Regions from separate parts of the Homo sapiens genome. Here region 2 is linked to region 1. A link is a loop called in an ENCODE intact Hi-C map of the cell type or tissue named here. Cell type or tissue: tibial artery. All regions are shown on one strand. Each heading gives the region's core, and the rest is flanking DNA. Links, peaks and the distances in the headings are about the cores only. Region 1 has its middle 43 kb from the start of LPCAT1. Region 2 has its middle 9.0 kb from the start of PDCD6-DT.

What was found. Peaks named below come from ENCODE experiments on the same cell type or tissue, not always from the same donor. Only the 100,000 strongest peaks of a DNase experiment are listed, where the experiment ranks them.
Region 2: it touches region 1 in a loop (38-fold over the local background); 3 of 110 quality-filtered maps call a loop at or near these places.

Annotation. Positions count from the first base shown.
Region 1 is chr5:1,565,015-1,569,404 of GRCh38, forward strand. No RefSeq gene overlaps it. Among named protein-coding and RNA genes, the nearest start is that of LPCAT1, 43 kb to the left of the region's middle. RefSeq lists an enhancer at 695-1,676. In tibial artery, for the core only: no CTCF peak of the experiment used is centred there; no DNase peak of the experiment used is centred there; H3K4me3 peaks cover 413 bases; H3K27ac peaks cover 3,890 bases.
Region 2 is chr5:260,314-264,703 of GRCh38, forward strand. It overlaps a transcript of SDHA not described here. Among named protein-coding and RNA genes, the nearest start is that of PDCD6-DT, 9.0 kb to the right of the region's middle. In tibial artery, for the core only: no CTCF peak of the experiment used is centred there; no DNase peak of the experiment used is centred there; H3K27ac peaks cover 2,038 bases.

The sequences.
Region 1 (4,390 bases), core at 144-4,143:
CAGTGTTGTCTGGATTTCCAGGCTTTGCTTTGCACCTTGCCTCCCTCTGGCCCTCTTGCTCCTGGCCTGGCTCCGGCTGCCCCTCCATGCAGCGCCGCCCTCTGTGCAAGGCTCTGAGTGGGGCTGCCTGGAAGAGGAGCCCAAGGCCTCCTCACCCCTCCTGGAGCCGGTAGCTGGGGGTCCCACCCAACATCGCCCTGTGGCATCTGCCCAAACGCCCCATGGGCATCCTGCCTCCCTGCACCTGGTGAAAGTTCTGTGGGAGGCGCTCTCCATTCCTGCCAGGTCTTTATCATACCATGCTCTGGGCAATGTTTTTGTTAAATAAGATAACATGAGCCCTCTCCAAGTTACCTGTCCTGCAGGGTGCAGGGTGGCGACTCATGCCCAGGCGAGTGACCTTCACCAGCCTGTCCTGGATTAGCCGGTGACTATGCAAGACATCCGATTGTGCAGCTTAGAGCCAGAGCTGCTGTGCAGGGTGCTGCCCCCGAGCCATCCCAGCGCATCCTGGCGTGGAGCAGGGTCACGGCTGGATTAAGGGGAAGGTGAAGTGGGGTCAGTGCCCTGCCCCCTGGACACACAGCAGGGGGCTGCTCCTGGGCATGGCCTTGGGACGTGAGGTGCAACTGGCTACGCACACTGGCCAGGGGAGGACCCCTCTTCGCCTCCACACTGCACGCCCCTTCCCTGGTTTTCCTGCTTTTGCTTCCTGACCTGTGTCCGCCAGCACACACCCATCAGCTGGAGGGCAGAGGAGCCCTCTCCCCAGTAAGGACTCACCCAGGCCGAGGAGCCCAGGTGGACAGCAAGGTTGCCATGAGCAGGGACCGTCCTGAGTCCAGTCCAGTCCCCCCTAGGGGCATGTCAGCCTGGTGGGCAGAGCTCTGTGCCCTTGAGGCCCACCAGGTTTGGAGGCTGGACAGGTGAAGACACCCCGGTGCCATGTGGCTGAGTGGACGTGGCAGGCAGAGCGAGGACAGAGGGAGGGGCACGTGCTAGTGCCAGAAGGAGGCTGCCCACGGCCAAGTGGCCGACACTGGTCTTCCCAGCCAGCATGGAGAGTGCCAGAGGCATCGGGTGGCCCCTGGGGAACGCAACTGGCCAGACAACGGGCTGAAGCCAGGGAAGGCCTGGGCGCCTGCCAGACCACCCTGGCACTTCCTGTCACTGTGGCCTCCACTGCTGCATACTGGGCCCCCAGGGTGCCACGACCATGGCCATGGCCAGCCCCGGAGGATGGCCAGGGGCGGCCCACACTGTGGGCTCATGTCCCCTGTCCTGGAGGCAGCAACCGTGTGCCGGGACCCACCTCAGGGGAGGCTGTCGGGGGCAGGGGGGTAGGGCTTTAGATGCAGGTCGAGGGACCCACCTGGCCTCCAGACACACACTTTGGGGAATTCCTCTCACTCACTGGCTTGTGTGGCTGGGCAGTCTTGTCTGTGTCTTGCCATGTGGGACGGGACCAAGAACCCTGGGCACCAACTCACCGTCAGCCAGCCACCTCCCCGTAGCTGGCGGTGCAAACCTGACTGGAAGGCACCAGCTGTTGTGATGCCCAGAGCCGGGCTCAGGAGGCCTCTCCACCTTTCTCTCAGGCTCCCTGTGCAGTGCAGCCTGACTCTGAAGGGGGCTGCAGGCATGGCTTTCCCAGCACCCACAGCCCAGCTCATTTTCCCTGCCTGGGTGATGCAGGGTGTGTGTGGCTCTGTCTTTTTCTGAAGCTTTGGTGCTGGCTGATTCAGCTCATCATAAAAGGCTTGAAACACTGGTTTGGGAGAGTGCCTGTGGACCTCCCCTCGGACTAAAATAGCAACTTGGGGGTTTAGCCCTGTCCCATCAATCCCCAGGCCTACATGTTCTCCTTTCTTCCAGTGGGGGTCTAGGGGATTAGAGATTATTAGTTCTAGTGGGTTACAGTGACCGGCAGCACAGGAGAGATTGGCTTCCCCTTTTTGAAGGTGAACTGGGTCTTTTTTGTCCTTTTTTTAAGTAGCCTAAATAACACATGGCCAATAGGCACAATTTTCACAGATCCTTGACTTATGACAAACATATTTATTTTTTACTGTGTAGCTCTTTTCCTAGTTAAGAGAACTCCATTTTAATTCTAGCTTGTTACCATTAATGGCTGCACAAGCATCAAATTTTAAAGTTACTTGTTTGGGAATTTCTTTTTCTTCTCTTCTAGTTATTATTTTACTTGTATCGCCAAGGAAAGGACCAGTTTTTTATTTTAAAAACGGTGGTCGCAGGGGGCTTGGATGGGTTATAACACCCATCAGATTGGTCATTTCCTGGGCTACGTACCTTGTACTGTGACATTATACAAACAAGTTCCTTTTGATGTTCCTGTACATTTATAATAACTATAGAATGAAGGGGACCAGCCCCTCCACACCTGTGGGTATTTCTCATCAGGCGGGATGAGAGACTGAGAAAAGAAATAAGACACAGAGACAAAGTATAGAGAAAGAAAAGTGGGCCCAGGGGACTGGCGCTCAGCATACAGAGGACCCGCACTGGCACCGGTCTCTGAGTTCCCTCAGTATTTATTGATTACTATTTTCACTATCTCAGCAAGAGGAATGTGGCAGGAGAACAGGGTGACAGTGGGGAGAAGGTCAGCAAGAAAACATGTGAGCAAAGGAATCTGTGTCACAAGTAAGTTCAAGGGAAGGTACTATGTCTAGATGTGCACGTAGGCCAGATTTATGCTTCTCTCCACCCAAACATTTCAGTGGAGTAAAGAGTAACAGCAGCATTGCGGCCAACATGTCTCGCCTCCCACCACAGGGTGGTTTTTCTCCTATCTCAGAATTGAACAAATGTACGATCAGTTTTATACTGAGACATTCCGTTCCCAGGGGAAGGCAGGAGACAGAGGCCTTCCTCTTTTACTAATCCTACTCAGCACAGATCCTTCACGGGTGTCGGGCTGGTGGATGGTCAGGTCTTTCCCATCCCACAAGGCCATATCTCAGTGGGGAGAAACCTTGGATGGTACCCGGCTTTCCTGGGCAGAGGTCCCTGCGGCTTTCCGCAGTGCATTGTGCCCCTGGTTTATCGAGAATGGAGAATGGCGATAACTTTTACCAAGCGTACTGCCTGTAAGCATTTTCTTAACAAGGCACGTCCTGCACAGCCCTAGATCCCTGAAACCTTGATTCCATACAACACAGGTTTCTGTGAGCTCAAGGCTGGGGCTAAAGTTACAGATTAACAGCATCTCAGGGCAAAACAATCGCTCGGGGTACAGATCAAAATGGAGTTTCTTACGTCCTCCTTTTCTACACAGACACAGTACCAGCCTGATCTCTCTTTTCCCCACATTTACAAACGCCACAGTGAAGAACTTTGTTGCAAACACATGCAGGCTGTGAAAAGAACTCTGTGCCTAAAGTCCTTTCATTTCTTTGCTGGAGTTTTTTTGAGGCAGATTCTAGAATTGCTGAGTCAAAGGGCAAATGCCATGTAGTTTTGTTAGACGCTGCCAAATCCTCTTCCATGAGGCTGCAATATTCTGCATTCCACAGTGACGTATGAGAGTCCTTGTATCCCACAGCTTCATAAACAAAGCATGACGGCACATCTGCACGTTTACCAATCACACAGGTGAGAAATCTTATCCTAGTTTCACCTTTGTTTTTGGTTTGCATTTTTGTGACCAGCTTTTTTATGGTATAATGCACAGAAGGTAATGAACACATTCTACCCACAAGCTTCTTCCTGTGCCTTTGGAATCTGCTCCTGCCAGTCTGCAGGCAACCACGGATCTGCTTTCCGTCACGTAGGAGGCATTCTTGACACCCTCTGTACACAGCATGCACTTTTTAAATTTGGCTTCTCTTACACAGCATAGTGACTTTCAGATTTATTCAAGCTGCTGCGTGTGCCAATAGTCCACTCCTTCCTAGTGCTGAGGCCCCCATCACATGAGCACAACTGTTTCCTGTGTGTGATGTGTTGTTCTCTGGCTGTGCACTGCCAAAAAAGACATCATTAAAAAAAATCTAAATATAATGTAAAACCTGCCTTGTCTTAGGAAAAGTTTTTCTGGCAGTGGCTCACACCTATAATCCCAATACTCTGGGAGGCTGAGGCAGGAGGACTGCTTGAGCCCAGGAGTTTGAGACCAGCCTGGGCAAGATGGTGAAACCCTGTCTCTGTAAAAAATATAAAAATTAGCCAGGCATGGTGGCTCACACCTGTAGTCTCAGCTCCTTGGGAGGCTGAGGTGGGAGGATTGCTGGAGCCCGGGAGGTGGAGGTTGCAGTGAGCCGAGATCACAGCACTGCACTCCAGCCTGGCCGGCATGGCAAGACTCTGTCTCTACCAAGACAAAAACAAAAAATTAATAGAAGAAAAGCAAAGATTTTTCTTACCAAAA
Region 2 (4,390 bases), core at 258-4,257, 1.3 Mb before region 1:
CGTGTGAGCTCCGCCTCCCGTCAGAGCATTACCGTGTGAGCTCCGCCTCCCGCCAGAGCATTACCGTGTGAGCTCCGCCTCCCGACAGAGCATTACCGTGTGAGCTCCGCCTCCCGCCAGAGCATTACCGTGTGAGCTCCGCCTCCCGTCACAGCATTACCGTGTGAGCTCCGCCTCCCGTCACAGCATTACCGTGTGAGCTCCGCCTCCCGTCACAGCATTACCGTGTGAGCTCCGCCTCCCGTCACAGCATTACCGTGTGAGCTCCGCCTCCCGTCACAGCATTACCGTGTGAGCTCCGCCTCCCGTCAGAGCATTACCGTGTGAGCTCCGCCTCCCGTCAGAGCATTACCGTGTGAGCTCCGCCTCCCGCCAGAGCATTACCGTGTGAGCTCCGCCTCCCGACAGAGCATTACCGTGTGAGCTCCGCCTCCCGTCACAGCATTACCGTGTGAGCTCCGCCTCCCGACAGAGCATTACCGTGTGAGCTCCGCCTCCTGCCAGAGCATTACCGTGTGAGCTCCGCCTCCCGCCAGAGCATTACCGTGTGAGCTCCGCCTCCCGTCCGAGCATTACCGTGTGAGCTCCGCCTCCCGCCAGAGCATTACCGTGTGAGCTCCGCCCCCCGCCACAGCATTACCGTGTGAGCTCCGCCTCCCGTCCGAGCATTACCGTGTGAGCTCCGCCTCCCGTCAGAGCATTACCGTGTGAGCTCCGCCTCCCGCCAGAGCATTACCGTGTGAGCTCCGCCTCCCGTCCGAGCATTACCGTGTGAGCTCCGCCTCCCGTCACAGCATTACCGTGTGAGCTCCGCCTCCCGTCACAGCATTACCGTGTGAGCTCCGCCTCCCGTCACAGCATTACCGTGTGAGCTCCGCCTCCCGTCAGAGCATTACCGTGTGAGCTCCGCCTCCCGTCACAGCATTACCGTGTGAGCTCCGCCTCCCGTCACAGCATTACCGTGTGAGCTCCGCCTCCCCGCAGAGCATTACCGTGTGAGCTCCGCCTCCCGGCAGAGCATTACCGTGTGAGCTCCGCCTCCCGGCAGAGCATTACCGTGTGAGCTCCGCCTCCCGGCAGAGCATTACCGTGTGAGCTCCGCCTCCCGTCAGAGCATTACCGTGTGAGCTCCGCCTCCCGGCAGAGCATTACCGTGTGAGCTCCGCCTCCCGCCAGAGCATTACCGTGTGAGCTCCGCCTCCCGTCACAGCATTACCGTGTGAGCTCCGCCTCCCGTCAGAGCATTACCGTGTGAGCTCCGCCTCCCGCCAGAGCATTACCGTGTGAGCTCCGCCTCCCGTCACAGCATTACCGTGTGAGCTCCGCCTCCCCACAGAGCATTACCGTGTGAGCTCCGCCTCCCGTCACAGCATTACCGTGTGAGCTCCGCCTCCCGGCAGAGCATTACCGTGTGAGCTCCGCCTCCCGGCAGAGCATTACCGTGTGAGCTCCGCCCCCCGCCAGAGCATTACCGTGTGAGCTCCGCCCCCCGACAGAGCATTACCGTGTGAGCTCCGCCCTCCCGTCAGAGCATTACCGTGTGAGCTCCGCCTCCCGTCAGAGCATTACCGTGTGAGCTCCGCCTCCCGTCACAGCATTACCGTGTGAGCTCCGCCTCCCGTCACAGCATTACCGTGTGAGCTCCGCCTCCCGTCACAGCATTACCGTGTGAGCTCCGCCTCCCGTCACAGCATTACCGTGTGAGCTCCGCCTCCCGTCACAGCATTACCGTGTGAGCTCCGCCTCCCGTCACAGCATTACCGTGTGAGCTCCGCCTCCCGTCACAGCATTACCGTGTGAGCTCCGCCTCCCGGCAGAGCATTACCGTGTGAGCTCCGCCTCCCGTCAGAGCATTACCGTGTGAGCTCCGCCTCCCGCCAGAGCATTACCGTGTGAGCTCCGCCTCCCGACAGAGCATTACCGTGTGAGCTCCGCCTCCCGTCACAGCATTACCGTGTGAGCTCCGCCTCCCGACAGAGCATTACCGTGTGAGCTCCGCCTCCCGTCAGAGCATTACCGTGTGAGCTCCGCCTCCCGGCAGAGCATTACCGTGTGAGCTCCGCCTCCTGTCCAAGCATTACTGTGTGAGATCCGCCCCCTGTCATATCATTACTGGGCGAGCTCCGCCTCCTGCCAGATCAGTGGTGGCATTAGATTCTCATAGGAGTGGAACCCTGTTGTGAACTGCACATGCGAAGGATCTAGGTTATGCGCCGCTTATGAAAATCTAATGCTGATGATCTGAGATGGAACCGTTTCATCTCCAAACCATCCCCACCATCCCCACACTTGTCCGTGGAAAAAGTGTCTTCCATGAAACCAGTCCCTGGTGCCAACAAGGTTAGGGACCACCAGTTTAAATAACCAAATACTAAAAGAACTGGCATAGAAGTAAATGGGCTGCTGCTTTATTTTTAGGCTGTTCTTTTTAGAGAACAATGACAATTATTTCCAAGTTTGTCATTAGAAAGTAATATTAGGTTGGTGCAAAAGTAATTGCAGTTTTTGCCATTACTTTCAATGGTAAAAGCCACGATTACTTTTGCACCAACTTAATATGATAAATTTGTTCCTTAAAGTGTATTTTTGGTAAGAAAAACCTTTTGTTTTTCCTTATATTAATTTTTTGTTTTTTTTCTTGGTAGAGACAGAGTCTTGCCATGCTGCCCAGGCTGGAGTGCAGTGCTGTGATCTCGGCTCACTGCAACCTCCACCTCCGGGGCTCCAGCAATCCTCCCACCTCAGCCTCCCAAGGAGCTGAGACTACAGGTGTGAGCCACCATGCCTGGCTAATTTTTATATTTTTTACAGAGACAGGGTTTCACCATCTTGCCCAGGCTGGTCTCAAACTCCTGGGCTCAAGCAGTCCTCCTGCCTCAGCCTCCCAGAGTATTGGGATTATAGGTGTGAGCCACTGCCAGAAAAACTTTTCCTAAGACAAGGCAGGTTTTACATTATATTTAGATTTTTTTTTTAATGATGTCTTTTTTGGCAGTGCACAGCCAGAGAACAACACATCACACACAGGAAACAGTTGTGCTCATGTGATGGGGGCCTCAGCACTAGGAAGGAGCGGACTATTGGTGCACGCAGCAGCTTGAATAAATCTGAAAGTCACTATGCTGTGTAAGAGAAGCCAAATTTTAAAAGTGCATACTGTGTACAGAGGGTGTCGAGAATGCCTCCTACGTGACGGAAAGCAGATCCGTGGTTCCCTGCAGACTGGCAGGAGCAGATTCCAAAGGCACAGGAAGAAGCTTGTGGGTAGAGTGTGTTCATTATCTTCTGTGCATTACACCATAAAAAAGCTGGTCATAAAAATGCGAACCAAAAACAAAGGTGAAACTAGGATAAAATTTCTCACCTGTGTGATTGGTAAATGTGCAGGTTTGACATCATGCTTTGTTTATGAAGCTGTGGGATACAAGGACTCTCATACGTCACTGTGGAATGCAGAACATTGCAACCTCATGGAAGAGGATTTGGCAGCATCTAACAAAAGTATGTGGCATTTGCCCTTTGACTCAGCAATTCTAGACTGCCTCAAAAAAAACTCTGGCAAAAAAATGAAAGGACTTTACTCACAGAGTTCTTTTCACGCCTAAATATGTTTGCAACCAAGTTCTTCACTGTGGCATTTGTAAAACTGGAAACAATCAAAATGTCCATCAGTAGGGGATTAGGAACATTAATTCGTACAGTGGGGAACTCAGTACCAGAAGGAGGGATGAGGAAGACCTATTGATAAGGGGCAGAGTACATATCATATAATGCAAATATATATTTGCTTTTTCTTAAAACAGTACAAAGATAAAAAACTAAAGTGGTTGCTGTGGAGGACAGGGGTCAATGGTGGAAGTGAGACTGAAATAGACTCTGAAGTAATATCTGGACTTTGAAATTATAAGTGTTTTACATATTACCAAACTAAGTTTTAAGATAGTCCCTAAAATTGAAAGAATAGTATCTGAAATGAATGAATCTAAATTCCTTGGATTGTCTTCTGCAGGTGCCAACCCTGAGACCAAAATTTGGAAGGTGGCCCTGAGCAGCAGCTGAAGGGAAGCGGGAGGTAAGACAGGAAAGAGGTGAGGGCACAGGGTGTCTGGGAGCCGGATCCCACGTGGGCAGCTGGGCCCGTGCTCATTGTGGGAGCTGGTGCATTCCTTCACCAGCCCACGCTCCACAGGGTCAGGATGGTCAATTCCGGGCACCCCGGCCTAATCCAGGACATGCTCCTGCCACCAGAGAAAGCCCCTAGGCAGCATCCCGGGTGCTGGTGGTGTCAGAATCAAGTTTGAGTCTGAGGAGTGACCTGGGGCTGGCTGGGCTAGGCAGCATCACAGGGTTCTGCAGCCCAACTGCACATCAGGCTGGTGACAGTCACACA